3 separate regions of the Homo sapiens genome follow, and all the other regions are linked to region 1. A link is a loop called in an ENCODE intact Hi-C map of the cell type or tissue named here. Cell type or tissue: endothelial cell of umbilical vein. All regions are shown on one strand. Each heading gives the region's core, and the rest is flanking DNA. Links, peaks and the distances in the headings are about the cores only.

Region 1 (5,547 bases), core at 1-5,000:
GAAGTACCCATCGCCGCGCTTGACATGTAGGTGCTAAATTTATATAACCTAAGGCTTTCAATTACTATGGTGGATGCAGATGGGGAACACAGACTACACTCAAACCAGGTAAATTCCATAAATAGTTAAGTACTCAACATTTGCTTGCCACGACTTATATATCATCGTGCCTTAACAGAGGGTTGCTTTAGGTTTGACCCACATATTAACCATCTTCAGACCCAATCCTGGGTGTCTTGCCCTTTGGTAGCCCCAGAATCTACCTCTTAGTCCTTTTCTGCAGTTCTGCAGGTACCCAAGCTCTGCCTCAGACTCTGCCTCCTACCTCCCGATTCCTCCCAGTGCCTCTTCATATTATGTTTCTGCTTCAACCCTTTATTTCTAGTTTAGAAAAACATATTAATTGCTGCTTCTCCCATTTAAATTATTTCCTAAGGATTTCTCGGTAATCGATTTTTTTACTTTTTGAGACAGGCTCTTGCTCTGTTACTCAGGCTGGAGTCTAGTGGAGCAATTATAGTTCACAACAATGTCAACCTCCTGGGCTCAAGCAATCCTCCCACCTCAGCCTCCAGAGTAGCTGGGACTACAGGCACATGCCACCATACCTGGCTAATTTTTTAAATTTTTTGTGGAGACCAGGTCTCCCTATATTGTCCAGGCTGGTCTCAAACTCCTGGCGTCAAGGATCTTCCCACCTTGGCCTCCCAAACTGCTGAGATTACAGGCATGAGCCACTGCACCTGACTCAATTGTTTTTTAATATTCATTGAGTACCTGTATATGTGCTGGACATTTTATTAGGCTCTTGAGAGAAAACAAGGAATGTAATACAAGACCCTTTTACCTGAACAGGGTTAGAGAAAATAAAATGGATTCTAAATTACTACAAAAGTATAGAGAATATGTTAAGTGCTGTAGAAGTTCAGAAAAGTGATTTTTTAAAATGGTTTGGGCTAAAAGAATCAGGGAAGGTTGAAAGAAGGACTATTTGATCTTGACCTTAAAGGATGGAAGGAATTCGGGTGATGACACAGAGGTAGGGGAAGTGAGCTCCAGTGTGCCTGAGGCTCTGGCTTGGGGGAAGTGAGTGGAGGAATTCCGAGCTCAAGCAGGAAGAAAAAGTTGGGATCAGATTTTAGGGGCTCTGAATGCAAGGCTTGAGAGCTACTCTGCAGGCAGTGGGGAGCCCTGAGAGAAGGAGACTAAGAAAGTGAGAATGAACAATTGTGACGGGGAAAAGTGATCAGAACTACATGTGAGCCAAGCCAGTGAGATCACAGTGGGAGAGGGGTTGCAAGGGAGAGGCCCGGAGGCAGGGAGCCCACTCCAACTCTAACTGTGACCAGCCTCCATCTACGGAACAGAAACCTGGGGCAGAGAGGGGTGCTGTTACAAGAAAAACCTTTTACTAAATATGAAGACAAGCATTGAACAAATAAATAAGCAAACACATGGTGCAGAAAACACAAGAGCAATTCCATCTGGCCAAGGCTTCTGATCCTGTTAGGTGGACTCTCGCCCAGTGTTGGCTGACCCTTTAAGGACACCTCCCCAGGCCAGTTTCCCCTTCGGTTCTCCTCCTCTCCTAGCTCCTCTTCTGCCCCTCCCCACCCATCCTTTGGTCACCAGAGTTCATCCTCCACTTTCCCCACTGGTCACACACTCCACACACTCTCCAGGTTTCCTTCATTCAGTTTTGTGATCCTAAACCCAGACCCATGTATTCAGATACCCTCTAGACATCGACCTGGAGGTGCCACAAACACCACCACTATGTTCTTTACCTTCCTGTCAAAATCTGCTCCACGCAGACCCCATGCCAAAACTCTGGGTGGCAGCCATCCTAGACCCTTCTCTCTCTTTCATTGCCTCTACCGATTCTGTATTCCCAACAGTACTCAAATCCATGCTTTCCTCAATGTTCCCATTTCTCCGCCTTAGGATTTCATCATCACTCACTGGGTTATTTCAGTAGCCTACTAATTAGTTATCGGCCTCCTTCTCGCTGCTGCCAAAATTGTTTTTAAAATATAAATATGATCATGTCACTCCTCTGCTTAAATCCTTCAAAGGCCCTCCACCCACACCCTCCCTCACCTCTTCTAGCATGACGTTCAAATTCCTTAGTGTTATGACCTGCACCCCACCCCCCATAACCTCTTCATCCTCCTCTCTCACCATTCCCACCATCATCATTCATAGATGCATTCATTCGGCAAGGATTTATGCAGCATCTGCTACCTACCTCATACCATATGCTACAGCCGAATGCAATGTCCCACCTGCCTGCGTGTGCTTCTCAACTGCCTGGGCCTCCCTCTCTGATCCCCACCCTTACCCACCTACCTGGAAAACTCCTCATTCTCTGAGACACAAGTCAGGTGCTAGCTCCTCTCTTTTAAGCCTTCACTTACCTCAGGTAGAGGGGGCCATTCTGACATCTGTCCTCACAGTATCGCATGCTCTCCCAATGTTATTGCACCTACCACATTACATGGCATTTACTCGCTTTATTGTATGACTTTTCTGCTACACCTTTAACTCTTTGAGGACAGGGCTTATTCATATCTAATTCATCCTTAAGTCCCTAACAGCACGTAGTACAGAGGCACATAGTAAAAACTCAATAAAATTTTATTGACTCATTTCTAAGATCCTTTCCAGCTCTAAAATTCTATGATTCAAAAACAGGATAAAGATATTTTTAATTGAGAATATGTCATAAAACTCCACCCCGCTCCACCCAAAATTATGAATTGGGATTGTCATATTTGGGGTTTTTGTCAATCTCCTGTGGGCAGCAGGCAGTAACTGCAGATACCATGCCAGCGTCGGTGCTGTCCTGGCTCCTCCCGGAGCCCCATCTGCTTTAGGGCATTAAGTAAACGTTGACTTTAACTGCCTTCCTTCCTGATCTGTATCTTTTCTGTAATCCTGAACAACGCAGGGCAAGGATTCCTACCTAGGGCGTCATACCACCTCTTGCCACGAGAGGACAGCAGGGAGCCCTGGCCTGTGTTAAAACCTTTCTGGCCACCAGATGGTTCCCAACACCACTTTGATGGAGGCCAGGACTTAATTTAAATCACGTGCACTCGACAATCGTTTTCCTTTATTCCCGCTCCCTGAAAAGTGAACTCTCTCCCACAGGTGAACACACAAATACCTGCCAATTGTCTAGAGTTTTTATGTTACTTTGCTTAGGAAGAGGAAATGTAGGAAGAGAGAGGAGCAACACTGAGAGCTTTTAAACATTGGCTAGAAAGAGAGGCTTTCTTTAGATTTTTTTTTTTTTTCGTGACAGGGTCTCTGTCACCCAGGCTGGAGTGCAGGCGTTAGCCACCGCACCTGGCCGCTAGTGGTGTTTTTATTAAGAAAATAACAAATAGACATACCTAAAAGCAAAACAAACAAAACCCCTTCAAAAAGTCCTGGACAGGCCGGGCGCGGTGGCTCACGCCTGTAATCTCAACACTTTGGAAGGCCAAGGCGGGTGGATCACTTGAGGTCAGGAGTTCCAAACCAGCCTGGTCAACATGGTGAAACCCCATCTCTACTAAAAATACAAAACAAATTAGCTGGGCGTGGTGGTGGGCGCCTGTAATCCCAGCTACTCAGGAGGCTGAGGCAGGAGAATCGCTTGAACCGGGGAGGCGGAGTTTGCAGTGAGCCAAGATGGTGCCACTGCACTCCAGCCTGGGCGACAAAGCAAGACTTCATCTTAAAAAAAAAAAAAAAAAAAAAAGTCCTGGGCAGAGAGGGTGAATCCCTTCATCATCAAATTATATTCCTGAAAGCCCAGCATTCTCACCGTGGCTCAAACAACCAAAATGAGAGGAGATGTGTTTGTGAACTAAAGAAAATCCGTGTAGGGGACAGTTTTGCTGTGCCTAGAAAAGTGTGTAGGCCAGGTGCTGTCACCCAAGCCCTTGTGGACTGGCAGGTGCGAAAAGAGGAGGCGAGATGAGGAAGCAAATCCTTCAAACCTGCTTCAAGGAAGATGCTTTGCCTTGATGGGCAGCAAATTCAAGAGAGGAGCTTTTCATGTTAGTTCTGGATAGACCTCTGGAATTTATATTCCCCTTAAATGCTTTTGGGCCCTCCCATTAAATATGGGTGGTCATCTTTTACCCCAAGGAAGAAATTTCCGTGAAAAACCAGGATGCACATCCAGATTGCATGAAAAGACTGCACTCGGGGTATCTGGTGTTTGCAATCAGCAAGAAAAACTATCCAGGGAGCCTCATGGCTATTTTTATTTTGTAGACCCCAGAAGAAAAAAAGTGCACACCCTGCTTTTCTTCTTTGTATACTGGTGCTTTCTCCTCAGTTAAAAGAAAACTGTTTATATCAAAGCTGATTATAGGAAGATTTTTGGGGGTTTTTTTGGCCATGTCATGAGGTGTTTTTTATTTTCAGTAATCGTGCAAATAATGTTCTTTAATGAAAATTATTTGTATGATTAATACAAAATTATTTGTATTAATTTTCATTACAGAAAATTATTTGTATTATTTTCATTATAGAAAATTATTTGTATGATTTTCCATTATAGAAAATTATTGTATGATTATTGAAAATAAAACACACCTCATGGCATGGCAAAAAAAAAAAAACCCTGCTATAATCAGCTTCTTCCACATGGCAGCTGGAGTCTGGAAGATGATGGGGTCGGGAATCCTCCAGGCTCTTAGGAAGTCTCACACCGCTTCTCCTGCTCAGCAGTCTCTTGGGTTGGTTGGCAGGGTGTTCTGCATCCCCATTTTCCTTAGCTTGGCCTTATGAAAGCTAGCGATTTCCTCCATGCCCAGTTCGTCTGCCATTTTCTTAAAACAATCCGAGGCGTCCTGCTCTGAGCCCAAGCTCCTGATGCTCCCGCTGGCATCACTGCAGCAAAAGACCTGTAGGAGGTATTTTTAACTCCAAAATAAATGTTAGTACCCAATCACCCACAGAATGTGTGTGACCTTCCCTGACCTGCCCACTAAAGTCAATCCCATATTATTCTCTGTCGCAGCACGTGTGTATGTCCCTCACAGCACTTACAACAGCTGTTTTTTGTTTGTTTACTTGTTTATTGATTATCCCTCTCACTAGACTGTAGGCTCTGTGAGGGCAGGCCCTAGGTCTGTTCACCACTCTTTCAGCTCTTAACAAAATGGCACAGAATGTGAATGTGGTAAGCAGTTGTTGGATGAGTAAATGAGTGAAGAGAAAGCTTAATGTCATCCAAATTGTACTGAATGCAAGACAGGGAAAAATGGAATCTTGGCTGGTTTCTCCATTGAACATTCTTTCAGGCATGAACAGGACTATTAAGTCTATTGCTCTTTTTCAATAGAGCCCAATTATAATTACTGTTAATTTACCTGTGTTCTCCAAGAGGGACTATTTAAGCCAATTATTGACATTAAAACATAGAAATATGAAATTTCACTGTTGAGATGGCAATCTATTTAAAATATGTTCTAATTTGACTCTTTTGTTATGAGGCTTTCCTGACAAATCTCCTTATAAAAGCCAAGCCTTCCCCTAATTGAGACT
Region 2 (6,114 bases), core at 690-5,689, 120 kb after region 1:
TTAGGGCCTACTACAAGCTTTACACCCAAGGGACAGCTGTTCTTGGTATCTGGAATTTCCAACAACTCACCTCTACTAATACAGTTGTGTTTCCTTCCTGCAACAGCCCAATCAGGCCTTCTTTGGTCTTCCTCCCTTGGAGCTTGGCAGCTTTGCTCCAGCCCTCCTTCTGGGCCTCCTTGTGGAGCCAGATCTCTGCCTGTAAATTGAGAGGAAAAAGAGCAGACAACAAAGTCACAGAATTTAGCACTAAATGTAGTTCTAAGATATACTCAGGTTTCCTGATTCTCTAAATTCTCTAACAGAAACTAAAGTAATCTATCATTTACTGGCAGTCTACCACTAAATGCCAAATACCAGGTATTATTATAACTGGTGCCTTGGATGAATCTAATCTTCACAACAACCCTATGGGGCACACAGTTGTATTTTCTTTATACAGTTACGCACCACATAACGATATTTTGGACAATGACGGACTGCATATATGATGACGGTCCCTAAGATTATAATGGAGCTGAAAAATTCCTATTGTCTAGTGACACGGTAGTCCTCCTAACATTGTAGGGCAACATATTACCTACATGTTTGTGGCAATGCTAGTGTAAAGAAAACGTCTGTGCTGCCAGTCCTATTAAAGTATAGCACATACAATTACATATAGTACATGATACTTGAAACAATAATGAACAACTATGTTACTGGCTTATGTATTTACTATAATACATATGCTTTATTGTTATTTTAGAGTGTACTCCAACTTATAAACTACTCGGGTGGCTGAATTTCTTGAACCCGGGAGGCGGAGGTTGCAGTGAACCAAGATCTATCGCGCCACTGCACTCCAGCCTGGGTGACAAAGTGAGACTCCGTCTCAAAAAAATAAAAAATAAAAAAATTTAACAGTAAAACAGCTTCAGGCAGGTCCTTCAAGAGGTATTCCAGAAAAAAACATTGTTATCATAGGAGATGACAGGTCCATGCCCGTTACTGCCCCTGAAGACCTTCCAGCAGGACAAGATGTGAAAGTGGAACACAGTGTTAATGATGATGCCACTCCTGTGTAGGCCTAGGCTAATGTATGTGTTTGTGTCTCCGTTTTTAACAAAACAATTTTTTAACTTAAAAAAAGTTTTGGCCAGGCGCTGTGGCTCACGCCTGTAATCCCGACACTTTGGGAGGCTGAGGTGGGCGGATCACAAGGTCAGGAGATCGAGACCATCCTGGCTAACACGGTGAAACCCTGTCTCTACTAAAAATACAAAAAATTAGCCGGGCGTGGTGGCGGGCGCCTGTAGTCCCAGCTACTCAGGAGGCTGAGGCAGGAGAATGGTGTGAACCTGGGAGGTGGAGCTTGCAGTGAGCCAAGATTGTGCCACTGCAGTCCAGCCTGGGGGACAGAGTAAGACTCTGTCTCAAAAAAAAAAAAAAAAAAAAAAAAAAAAGATATTTCAATAAAAAAAGTTGTTGTTTTTTTTTTTGAGACAGAGTTTCACTCTTATTGCCCAGGCTGGAGTGCAATGGCACGATCTCGGCTCACCACAACCTCCGCCTTTTGGGTTCAAGAGATTATCCTACCTCAGCCTCCCGAGTAGCTGGGATTACAGGCCCTTGCCACCACACCAGGCTAATTTTATTTTTTTTTAGTAGAGACGAGGTTTCTCCGTGTGGGTCAGGCTAGTCTCGAACTCGCAACCTCAGGTGATCCGCTTGCCTCAGCCTCCCAAAGTTCTGAGATTACAGGCATGAGCCACCACGCCCAGCCAAAAAAAGTTTAAAATTTTAAAAACAGAAAAAAGCTCACAGAAAAAGTGCATAAAGAAAAATATTTTGGTACAGCTGTACAATATGTGTTTTATGCTGTTATTACAAAAGAGTCCAAAAATTTAAAACATGTTAAAAGTTTATAAAATAAAAATGTTACATTAAACTAAGGTTAACTTATTATCACAGAAAAAAATTTCTTATAAATGTAATGTAGCTTATGTGTACTGTGCTTTAACGTCTACTATAGTGCACCATAGTGTCCTAAGGCAGGCCTTCATATTCACTCACCACTCACTGACTCACCCAGAGCAACTTCCAGTCCTGCAAGCTCCATACATGATAAGTTCCCTATGGAGATGTATCGTTTTTTATCTTTTATGCCTATTTACTGTACTTTTTCTATGTTTAGATACACAATACTTACCACTGTGTTACAACTGCCTACAGTATTCAGTCCAGTAACATTTTGTAACGGTTTGTAGCCTAGGAGCAGCTGGCAATTCCATATAGCCCAGGTTGTAGTACAATATACCATCTAGGTTTGTGTAGGTACTCTATGATGTGCATAAGCCAAAATCTCCTAACGACGCCATTTCTCAGAATGTATCTTCCTATTAAGAGACGCATGACCGTACAGGCAAAAACTACACAACTCTGAAAGATTAAGATGTCTAAAGTCAGCCGGGCGCGGTGGCTCACTCCTGTAATCCCACCACTCTGGGAAGCCGAGGCGGGCGGATCACCTGAGGCCAGGAGTTCGAGACCAGCCTGGCCGACACGGCGAAACCCCATCTCTACTAAAAATACAAAAAAAAATAAAAAATAAAAAATAAAATAGCCGGGTGTCGTGGCGCACGCCTGTAATCCCAACTACTCAGGAGGCTGAGGCAGGAGAATCGCTTGAACCCGGGAGGCGGAGGTTGCAGTGAGCCAACATCGTGCCATTGCACGCCGGCCTGGGCCACAGAGCAAGACTCCGTCTGAAAAAAAAAAAAAAAGTCTAAAGTCAGACAGTGTGGGGGCCCCACAATTTGACTCCTGAACAATCTGACTCCAAAGCTCACACAAACCCTTTCAGCTCCAGGCAACAAGAAACACCGTAACAGTCTGGTTTGTTAATCCTGGGATACTCAACTGCTTTCAAATAAGACAAAGTCAAGGCCAAGGTTGTCATTTAAGCCAGATTTCCACTTAGGACTGTGCCATTATGGTCACTGAAGAGCAGTCTAACTTTATGCTCCCCAGCGTGACCGCCCCAAGAGTCTGAGGTCGAGCTCTAGTACTCCGCCCTGCACCCCTCCACACACACACCTGTTTGAGGTCCCCGCCACAAGTCTCCAGAGCTTTCTTGCAATTTACAAAGGAGTAGCCTGTTTTCCGCCGCAGCTTCATGAGGAGCTCCTTGCTGGAGGCCGAGGCAGACAGACGGGGCCCAGCATAAAATGTGTGCCTTGGCTGGGGCGACTGACGCAGAAGAGACCCAGCCTAGATGAGATAAGAAAGGGATGAGGAGCAGGAAGCAGCAAACTCCAGAGGGTGAAGGGTACACGGGCAGGGAAGCGACCTTAGGGAGCGGACAGTGTGCAAAGGGGGGTGCACCGGGGCTGGACTGGGCAGAGGCAATGCTGTCGGGGAAGGTGAGATGGAGTCAAACGAGGTTGGGAGGAAGGGAAAGGTACAGGCGCACAGGAGAGCTGCAGGGACAGCAGGTCGGTACCAGCACCAGGACTTCTCACCGGGTAGCTCCCGGTCCGCGCGACCAGAAACACGCGCAGCGACCGCAGCAGCGACATCTCTCTAGCCGCGATAAACACCCTCCGGCGGGCGCACTGGTGAGGCAACAAACCTACGGCGCGGCGGAAGGGCCAGAATTCTCCAGCGGAACGCACCAAACGAGTATGGTGCCACCTGCTGGCCGGAGGAACACAGTCCTCGCCTCTACTTGATTTCTTGAGACGACACATTTCATACGGGAATTACCCCCCACCTCCCACCCCAGGTAAAATAACAGAAACCAAGAAATAAAGTCGTCACAAAACAACAACACAAGAAATGTGGGTAACATTTTATGTTTATTTTCAATGCGCATTTATATTCATTATCCATTTATGACTCACAACAAACTTGTGTGGTTGGTGAATGGGTTCGAGAATTTGTCCAAGGTCACCTAGGAAGGCAGGGGTGGAATCCATTAAACAAAGCGAGTAAATATTTATTGAATGAGCACAATATCTGTTGAACACCTGTTGTGTGCCAGGAACTGTGTTAGGCTTCAGGGGTTTAGACAGGAGTAAACCACAGCCCTACCCTCCAAGGTAATTTAATGGTGAGAAAATGAGAATCACAAATGTCCATGCAAGACAAATTAAGGTCCCATAAGATGAACCTTATGGGTCTCAGGGAGAAAGAAATCACATTCAAGCAAGAGGCTCAGGAAAGAGGCAAAGAATAATGAAGATTTTGACAGGTGGCAATAGCCTTTCAGGCAGAGGATTATCATAAAGAGTGTGAAAGAAGTCAGAAAACTTTAGTGTGGTTTTAGAGAACAAAGAGTACATCTTTTGTAATTTGGCCAGAGGTCCAATACACGTAGCAAAGGAGTAGGAAATGCAATAGGAAGGTAATTTTGGATCACATGGACACAGACTAAGTACCAAGCAGAGGAGCTTGTTCTTGCTTCTACAGGAAGTGAAAGCTAATCAGAGCTAATTTTGGAAGATCACAAGAGTTTGCGGAATGGACTGAAGGAGAAAGCATGGAAGCAGGGAGTCCAGAGAAGGTGACTATGTGCCTAAGCAGTAAGTAAAGAGAGCCCCAACCAGAAGTACCAATGTGGGAAGAGAAAAGAGGTTAAGGCAAAACACATTAGGAACTGTGTTAGGCTTCAGGGGATTAGAGATTAGGAAGGAAGGACTGATGAAGCTAAAGAAAAATCAAAGATGAAAAGAACTTAGTACTAGGTACAGTATTCTTCTGCACACAATGATGTTCCGTGATCAAGGCTCTAACTCTGGAAAGCATGAAGAAATACAGTCCAAAGGACAGCTCTGCAGCCTTAGCTTCAGAGCTAGGAGGACTTGACCCAGTTAGAGCCATGGTTCCACTAGACTCTATCTCTAAAAAGCAGGAAATGGGTGGTTTGAGGCTTCTTCCTTCTCAGCTCCTGAGTAAAAGTTGGGTTCTTGCACAATAGATTTTTAAGGCTTAATTCTTTCTTAAAAAAAAAAAAAAATCCTAGGCTAGCACAGTGGGCCATGCCTGCAATCCCAGCACTTTGGGAGGCAAGGCGGGTGGATCACTTGAGCCCAGGAGTTTGAGACCACCCTGGGCAACATGGCGAAACCCTGTCTCTACTGAAAATACAAAAATTAGCCGGGTGTGGTGGCGCATGCCTCTAGTCCCAGCTACTTGGGGAGCTGAGGCAGGAAGATCATCTGGGCCTTCAGAGGTTGAGGCTGCAGTGAGCTGTGATCACACCACTGCACTCCAGCCTGGATGACAGAGTGAGACCCTGTCTCAAAAAAAAAGAAAAAAAGAAAAAAAAATCCCACAGAATTTTTTTAAAGTCCATTCTGTGTAAACAGCAACAGGAATGGAAGTGATCAGTGACAGTCTGTCTACAATCACTGCTCTCACATCCCATATATCTCCCTTACCCCCTAAAAATCCTGGATACCTTACCATCCTCCTTCTCTGAGAACAGGAGCCAGGAACCTCCTTGGTGTTCTAACACTAGTGCTGCCAGAACTCTGGGATTCCTTGTAAGCAGGCACCTCACTGCACCTGCCCAAGAGTATCTGGGGTAACAAAGAGGGAAGGAGGAAAGTGAGAGAGGCCAGGGAAATCCATCCTTTTTGGTCCTCATGTTTGTGGCTCTGGAAATATGGTTTTTGAGATACACAGTTCCTTCATTAGAGCAAGAGATTGAGAAGAACAGCAAGGGTGATGTCAAGCAGGTCTTGGTTCCCTGTGCCTGGCCCTATAGATGTTGACATTTTCATCCTCATCCCGCTGAGCCAGCTCCAGTTGGAAATGCTGGGGCAGGAGGTGCTGAAAGAAGCTCTCTGTCCCATGCTCCTTTCTCATCTTGGAGGCCAGATAGATGGTGCCATGGGGCCTGCACAGGTGTTGGAGGGTCCCCAGCAGCAGAGGGAAGGTGGGTTCCAGGTACACGATATCAGCCCCCAGCACCAGGTCATAGTTTGCAGGGAAGACATGATGGTCAATCCCCCAGGACAAGGCACGCACCTGGGCCTGGCCTCCAGCTGGCACATTGGCCTGGACGTTGCCCTGGATCTGTTCTAGGGCCAGGGGCAGGTCAGTGATGGTAACATCCCCCCCTGAGAG
Region 3 (6,114 bases), core at 690-5,689, 180 kb after region 1:
CCAGAACCCTCATCCCCAACATCAGCTCCCTGGCCTAACTCCTGCAGCAGGAGGAAAAGTGCCTGAGCTGAGTGCTTGACTACCATTACCACTGCACACAACTTAGTGAAAGAGTGGATGGACATCCCCCAGCCCCTGTCCTTCTTTCCTTGTTCCCCAGCTAATTCCTTTCCCCAGCCCCTGTTCTCAACGATGTCCATGTCTATAGCTCCTGCTCCCTCTCCTAATGACGTTCTAGTTCCTCTTCCTTCCCTCAACTCCACTTACCACCCCAGCCCCTGCACCCGGCAGCCCCGCTGATCCCCAGTGATTCAGCCCCTTATCTCAGCATCTCCCACTGATTCCCCAGATCCTGGATTCTGTGACCACCCAGCCCCTTCTCCCAATAACTTTCTTTCTTTTTTTTTTCTTTTCTTTTTTTTTTTTTTTTTTGAGATGGAGTCTCACTCTGTCACCCAGGCTGGAGTACAGTGGTGCGATCTCGGCTCACTGCAAGCTCTGCCTCCCGGGTTCACACCATTCTCCTGCCTCAGCCTTCCAAGTAGCTGGGACTACAGGCACTTGCCACCATGCCCGGCTAATTTTTTGTATTTTTTAGTAGAGACTGGGTTTCACTGTGTTAGCCAGGATGGTCTTGATCTCCTGACCTCGTGATCTGCCCGCCTCGGCCTCCCAAAGTGCTGGGATTACAGGCGGTGGGGATTACAGGCATGAGTCACCGTGCCCGGCCTTCTCCCGATAACTTTCTATTGCCAAGTGCTCCCCAACAGCCCTTGACCATAGTGATCCCCATTCTTGTCCCTCAGTGATTCCCCGCACCCCCACCGCCACCAGCCCCAGGGCCCTCTCATCTCAGCCCTGCGCCCCAGCTTCTGTCCCCTTCCCCCGTGTTCACTCAGATCCTGACCCTCCCTTCTTCTCCCAGAGGTCCAGCTCCTCGCTGGTCTTGATAACCCATCCCTGCTGCCCCTGCTCTCTGCCGGGTGCTCAGACCCAGGTTCCAGATCTGCCTACTCTCATGGCTCTTGGCTTCTGTTCCACTCTGCTCCGGGGCCACTGACTTTAGTTCTGCTTTCTCTCCCCATCTGTCTGTCCTGCTTTGTCTCTGGCACTCTGTCACTATCTCTCTCCATCTCTCCATCTACCTGTCTTTTTCTCCTTCTTTCTTGGTCTCTCTTTCTCTGTTCTGCTCTCCATTCTATCTCTATCTCCTTCGCTTCGGGAAACCAGCCAAGCGCAAAATGTGGAAACTAAAATCCTTTGGTAGTTTAAGAAATATTTATAAAGCAGGTAACAAGTGGGGAGCCGGGAGGGGCGCTCAGCTGGGGTGCAGAAGGGTGGGGGTGCCCCCGCCTTCCCCTGCATGTGCTCGGGCTTCCTGCTGCCCCCCACCCTCTGCTTTCCCTACCCCCACTGCCCCACTCCCAGGGGCTCGGGATGGACATCAGGGAGGACGGTCTTGGGAAAGGCAGCCCCTGCTTGAACTCTGTCCCTTAATGACCCCATCCCATCCCCCACTCAGAGGAAAACTTTGAGTTCCTGATCGTGTCCAGCACGGGTCAGACGTGGCACTTTGAGGCAGCCAGTTTTGAGGAGCGGGATGCCTGGGTCCAGGCCATCGAGAGTCAGATCCTAGCCAGTCTGCAATGCTGTGAGAGCAGCAAGGTCAAGGTAAGAGTTTGAGGTGGAGTGGAGGACTGGCCGCAGGAACTGACCCTGGTGCTGACGGCCATTGGCAACGACACGGCCGAAGTCGTGTGAGAGGAGAGCAGAGGTGTCTGAGAAGGAGGTGGGGCTTGGAGGCAGAGTCAGTGCCAACCCAAACCCTCTCTGCAGCTGCGCACAGACAGCCAAAGCGAGGCCGTGGCCATCCAGGCGATCCGGAACGCCAAGGGGAATTCAATCTGCGTGGACTGCGGGGCCCCCAGTGAGTGCCAGGAGGCAGCGGAGGGGCTAGGGAGTGTAGTGAATGCCGGGGTGCCTGTGCTGCCCGGCTGGGAGCCGACCTCTACGCTCCTTCCGCAGACCCCACGTGGGCCAGCTTGAACCTGGGCGCCCTCATCTGCATCGAGTGTTCTGGCATCCACCGCAACCTGGGCACACACCTGTCCCGCGTTCGCTCGCTGGACTTGGACGACTGGCCACGGGAGCTGACCCTGGTGCTGACGGCTATTGGCAACGACACGGCCAACCGCGTGTGGGAAAGCGACACGCGAGGCCGTGCCAAGCCCTCGCGGGACTCTTCGCGGTAAGCGTGAGGGAACAGAGCGGGGGGAGGGTTGCTGAGGGTGTGCGAACCTGAGACGGTCCCGTGGGTAGGGGCAGAAGTCCTGGCTGGGGGTCCCTAGAGCCTTTTCCGTTGATCCCTGGTCTTGCAGGGAGGAGCGCGAGTCGTGGATTCGCGCCAAGTACGAGCAGCTACTGTTCCTGGCGCCGCTGAGCACCTCGGAGGAGCCGCTGGGCCGCCAGCTGTGGGCCGCCGTGCAGGCCCAGGACGTGGCTACCGTTCTCCTGCTTTTGGCCCATGCGCGACACGGGCCGCTCGACACCAGCGTAGAGGACCCACAGCTGCGCTCCCCACTCCACCTGGCGGCCGAGCTCGCCCACGTCGTCATCACGCAACTGCTGCTGTGGGTACGTGAGCTGGGGGGAGGAAAGGGGGTCTTTGAGGCTTCATCTCGGAAAACGCCTGGCGCGGGAAAGCCCGAAATTCCCAGAGGGACCCCGGAAGTAGGCTTGGCCATGTGGGGGAGGCGGCGCCGGGTGTGGGCGCCCTGGGGACGCGCGGTCACGCGGCCGTTTCCGCCCTCTAGTACGGCGCGGACGTGGCGGCCCGTGACGCCCAGGGCCGCACGGCGCTGTTCTACGCCCGCCAGGCTGGAAGCCAGCTGTGCGCCGACATCCTTCTCCAGCACGGCTGCCCGGGTGAGGGCGGCAGCGCGGCCACCACGCCCAGCGCGGCCACCACGCCCAGCATCACCGCCACGCCCAGCCCCCGCCGCCGGAGCAGCGCCGCTAGCGTGGGCCGCGCCGACGCCCCGGTTGCGCTGGTATAGTTGCCCAGCGGGAGAGACACCCCCATCCCCACGCGGGCCGGGCACGACCACACCGGGCGGACCGCTGGACAGACGCACCCACTCACCTCTCCGATCCGCACCCCGCCCCACGGGAGCACTTCCTACCCCCACGAGGGCACAGCCCCCACGCCTTCCAGAAGACACAAACTCACCTCCCTCTCCCCAACGAGGCATGGAGACCCCAGCTCAACACGCCCCCTCTCCATTGTTTCCACACTCGGATTGCTCTGGGTCTACCCGCTCGGGGTTCGCGGAAGGGGAGGTCCCCAGCGGTACGGGCTCCTAGGCGCTTGGACATGCCCGCTTGTGCCCCCTAGGGGCGGAAAGAAGACCCGGTCCTGCCCGAGCTCAACAATCCCAGGGCGGGAGCCCATACCCAGGCTGGCTCCTGGGGCGACGCCACGCCAGAGGGAGGGTTTAGTACATGGGAGGGCTAGCCCCGGGACTTGGGGCCAATACGGAAACCCTACCCCTTCCATGCTCATCTCACTGCCCAGTGAAGGGGGCAAGGGCAGCGAGGGGCAGGACCCCTGCTGCTCATGGGGGTGGGGGTTCCCAACCCTTTCCGTGAAAGGGACCGTGAGTAGTGGAAACCAGGACGTCCCCTACACCTACCCATGGGTGGAAGCTAAAGAGTCCGGGGGGAACCAAGAGCCTGGGTCCCTCCCACTACTATCTTGGGAGGGAGAAGGGATGGAGCAGGAGCGGGCTAAGAGGGCTGCGGGGGCCTTGTAATTTATTGCTTTGTTCCCCAACATGGGGATGGGGGCGGGCAGGGGCGTGGGGAGGGCGTTTTGGGGTAGGGGAAGCCCAGGGTGGGCAGGGGGTGGGTTGGGGTGGGGGTGCTCTCGGGTTGTGTCTGTGACCGTGACTGCGTACCTGTGACTGTGCAGCGCCCGTGGTGATCTGGGGTAGGGGGCACCCCTACAGTGGGACCCCTCCCCCATTATTCTTTCTGTCCAGCCCCTCCCTCCCACTGGAGCAGCTCCAGAGCCATTCCTCACCCCCGTGACCTCTCCCAGCCAGGGCTGAGAGGATTCGAGGTGGCTGGGAGGGTTTCCAGGCCCCCTGCCCCTTCCCCACAAACTGGGTGATAGGGCGGACTTACCTGGCCCAGCCCTGCCTCCCTCAGCCAACCCAGCCCTTGGGCTGTCTGTGTCAGTGGTTTCCGGTCTTTTTTTTTTTTTTTTTTTCTGGCTAAAATAGTTTGCAAAGGACCAGGTAATTGGGGAGGGGAGAGAGGTGGGGGCAAGGGGGAAATGCCCCCCCATCTCCTTGGAGGCAGTGGTGTGAATCTTCTTCAACAGCAATTAAAGAGGAAGTGATTTTGTCTAGGGGGTGAGCTGCTGGTCTGTTCTTGGAGGCAGGTCAGGGCATGGCCTTGGTCAAGATGGGGTACTGGGGTTGGACAGGGACAGGCAGAGGTGCCTCCCACTGGGGCTGGTGGCAGGACAGTACCCATGGGCATGGAGGTGGTTCCATCATGTACAACAGTTCTGGGTTCATGTAGTGGAGGACGTGGGCAGGTTGGAGTCAGTGGGGACCCTGGGAACAGAGAAGGCACTGACTCTTAAGATGATGCCAGTCCTGGGAGAGTTGGGATATGGTACTTAGAGGAGAGGACAGGCCCATGGAGAGGGGTGGGAAGATGGGACAGCTTTGTTTAAGAGCAGGAACTTTGGAGACAGATCTGATTTTGAAACCTGCCCCTCCACTGCACAGCTAGGGGACCTTGGTGGCATCTGTTTATCTGTATTCTGAACAGTATCTGTTCAGAGGGCACCTGAAAGGCGCTCCAGCTCTGAGGAGGGCTGCCCCGAGCCAGCCTGCTCACCGTGAGCACTAGGTACCAGAGTAGAACATAGAGTAGGGGTTCCTCCCCTGGCCTCGTCAGGGGGTGTTCCAGAGGGAAGGGGTGGGAGACCTCCTGGGAAAGATTTCCCAGCTAGCTGCAGAGGTCCCTGGTGTCCACAAACTCAGTGTCAGCTGATGCAGGCATTTATCCACCTCCGTGCCATCAAAGGGACCACCAAGGCCACAGCGGCCTGAAGCCGGTGCTGCCTCCATGAGCTGCAGTGCCACTAGGCTCAGCACATAGCCAATCCTACCATTTCTCGAGGGCAGCTGAAAGTGTTTACTCAGGTAGAGGGGCTGGACAGGGTAGGGTTGGGTCAGCAGCCAGTGCAGGTTGGGCACAGCCATATGTTGTTATCTACCTTGAGGAGTTAGTTGGTAGCACCAGCATCTTTGGGTAGAATTGCTTCTGACCCTTGGTGCCCACCAGCCCCAAGAGGTTCAGCTGCAAGTGTGCCACTGAACTGAGGACACAGCACCAGACCTGAATCCAGTTCACATGGAGGCTGCGGCTCTACAGGGTCCTAGGCTGTGACCACCCAGCACAGCGGCGTGACCCAGGAAAGGTGGATTCAACAGTGCAGGTGCAGTGACAAGTACAGAGGCAGGTGTGTGGTCTGGGCAAAGCGACAAGAGGGGGGAGGTAGCAAAGAAGATTGGACTAGAGGACCTGGCCGTTCCCCCTTCACCTCCAAGACCCTGGACTCTCTTATTTCAGCTCCACTCCTTCCTCGTGGCCAAAGTTTGCTCCCTTCTTCAGAAGTTTGGGAGTGTGAGAGAATATGGGAAGGAAATAAGGACCCTGGAGAGAATGAAATTGCCTTCAAAGAGCAAGTGGGAAGTTCCTTTCATTTCCAGCCAGTGAAAAATGGTCAAGGTGTCAGCAAACCTCACAACAAATCCCAACACCAAGTAATCCACTTGCCTCTTGTCTTAATGGGGAGTGTCTTTGGTCTTGCGGGGGAGATGTAAAGGGTGGTAGTGGATGGAATGACAAAATATCAAGCCCTCCAGGTTATGACAAAATAGGAGCCCAGAAGGGGACTCCCTGGGTGGGTGAAGGAGAGCTGCTGCCCCTTTGTGCCCATGCCCCCTTCACAGCTCACCCTGGGCTGCCTTGCTTGGATGCCCTGCCATGCAGGATGCCCTATTGCCATCCGCCAGCCCTCCCTGCAGCCCTGCT

Evidence for each region. Peaks named below come from ENCODE experiments on the same cell type or tissue, not always from the same donor. Only the 100,000 strongest peaks of a DNase experiment are listed, where the experiment ranks them.
Region 2: a loop joins it to region 1, with 9 times the contacts of the local background. A loop is called at or near these places in 46 of 110 quality-filtered maps.
Region 3: a loop joins it to region 1, with 19 times the contacts of the local background. A loop is called at or near these places in 3 of 110 quality-filtered maps.

Annotation. Positions count from the first base shown.
Region 1 is chr12:57,902,984-57,908,530 of GRCh38, reverse strand. No RefSeq gene overlaps it. Among named protein-coding and RNA genes, the nearest start is that of GIHCG, 30 kb to the left of the region's middle. RefSeq lists an enhancer at 2,871-3,165. In endothelial cell of umbilical vein, for the core only: a CTCF peak has its summit at 3,004 (motif pointing right); a DNase peak (open chromatin) is centred at 3,030; H3K27me3 peaks cover 1,032 bases.
Region 2 is chr12:57,780,248-57,786,361 of GRCh38, reverse strand. It overlaps EEF1AKMT3 (EEF1A lysine methyltransferase 3), which reads right to left. Exons shown (of 3, transcript NM_015433.3): 3 at 3,821-6,107. The coding sequence ends at 5,716. TSFM (Ts translation elongation factor, mitochondrial) reads right to left here and starts at 3,575. Exons shown (of 6, transcript NM_005726.6): 1 at 3,504-3,575; 2 at 3,079-3,252; 3 at 71-199. The coding sequence starts at 3,560. RefSeq lists enhancers at 3,522-3,591, 2,945-3,814. In endothelial cell of umbilical vein, for the core only: a CTCF peak has its summit at 3,685 (motif pointing left); a DNase peak (open chromatin) is centred at 3,631; H3K4me3 peaks cover 968 bases; H3K27ac peaks cover 590 bases.
Region 3 is chr12:57,723,494-57,729,607 of GRCh38, reverse strand. It overlaps AGAP2 (ArfGAP with GTPase domain, ankyrin repeat and PH domain 2), which reads left to right. Exons shown (of 19, transcript NM_001122772.3): 14 at 1,231-1,290; 15 at 1,523-1,671; 16 at 1,837-1,927; 17 at 2,026-2,248; 18 at 2,379-2,634; 19 at 2,814-4,411. The coding sequence ends at 3,056. It overlaps AGAP2-AS1 (AGAP2 antisense RNA 1), which reads right to left and starts at 3,368. Exons shown (of 2, transcript NR_027032.1): 1 at 3,230-3,368; 2 at 1,252-2,643. RefSeq lists enhancers at 1,517-2,150, 2,151-2,786. In endothelial cell of umbilical vein, for the core only: CTCF peaks have their summits at 2,585 (motif pointing left) and 3,393 (motif pointing left); a DNase peak (open chromatin) is centred at 3,357; H3K4me3 peaks cover 1,259 bases; H3K27ac peaks cover 294 bases.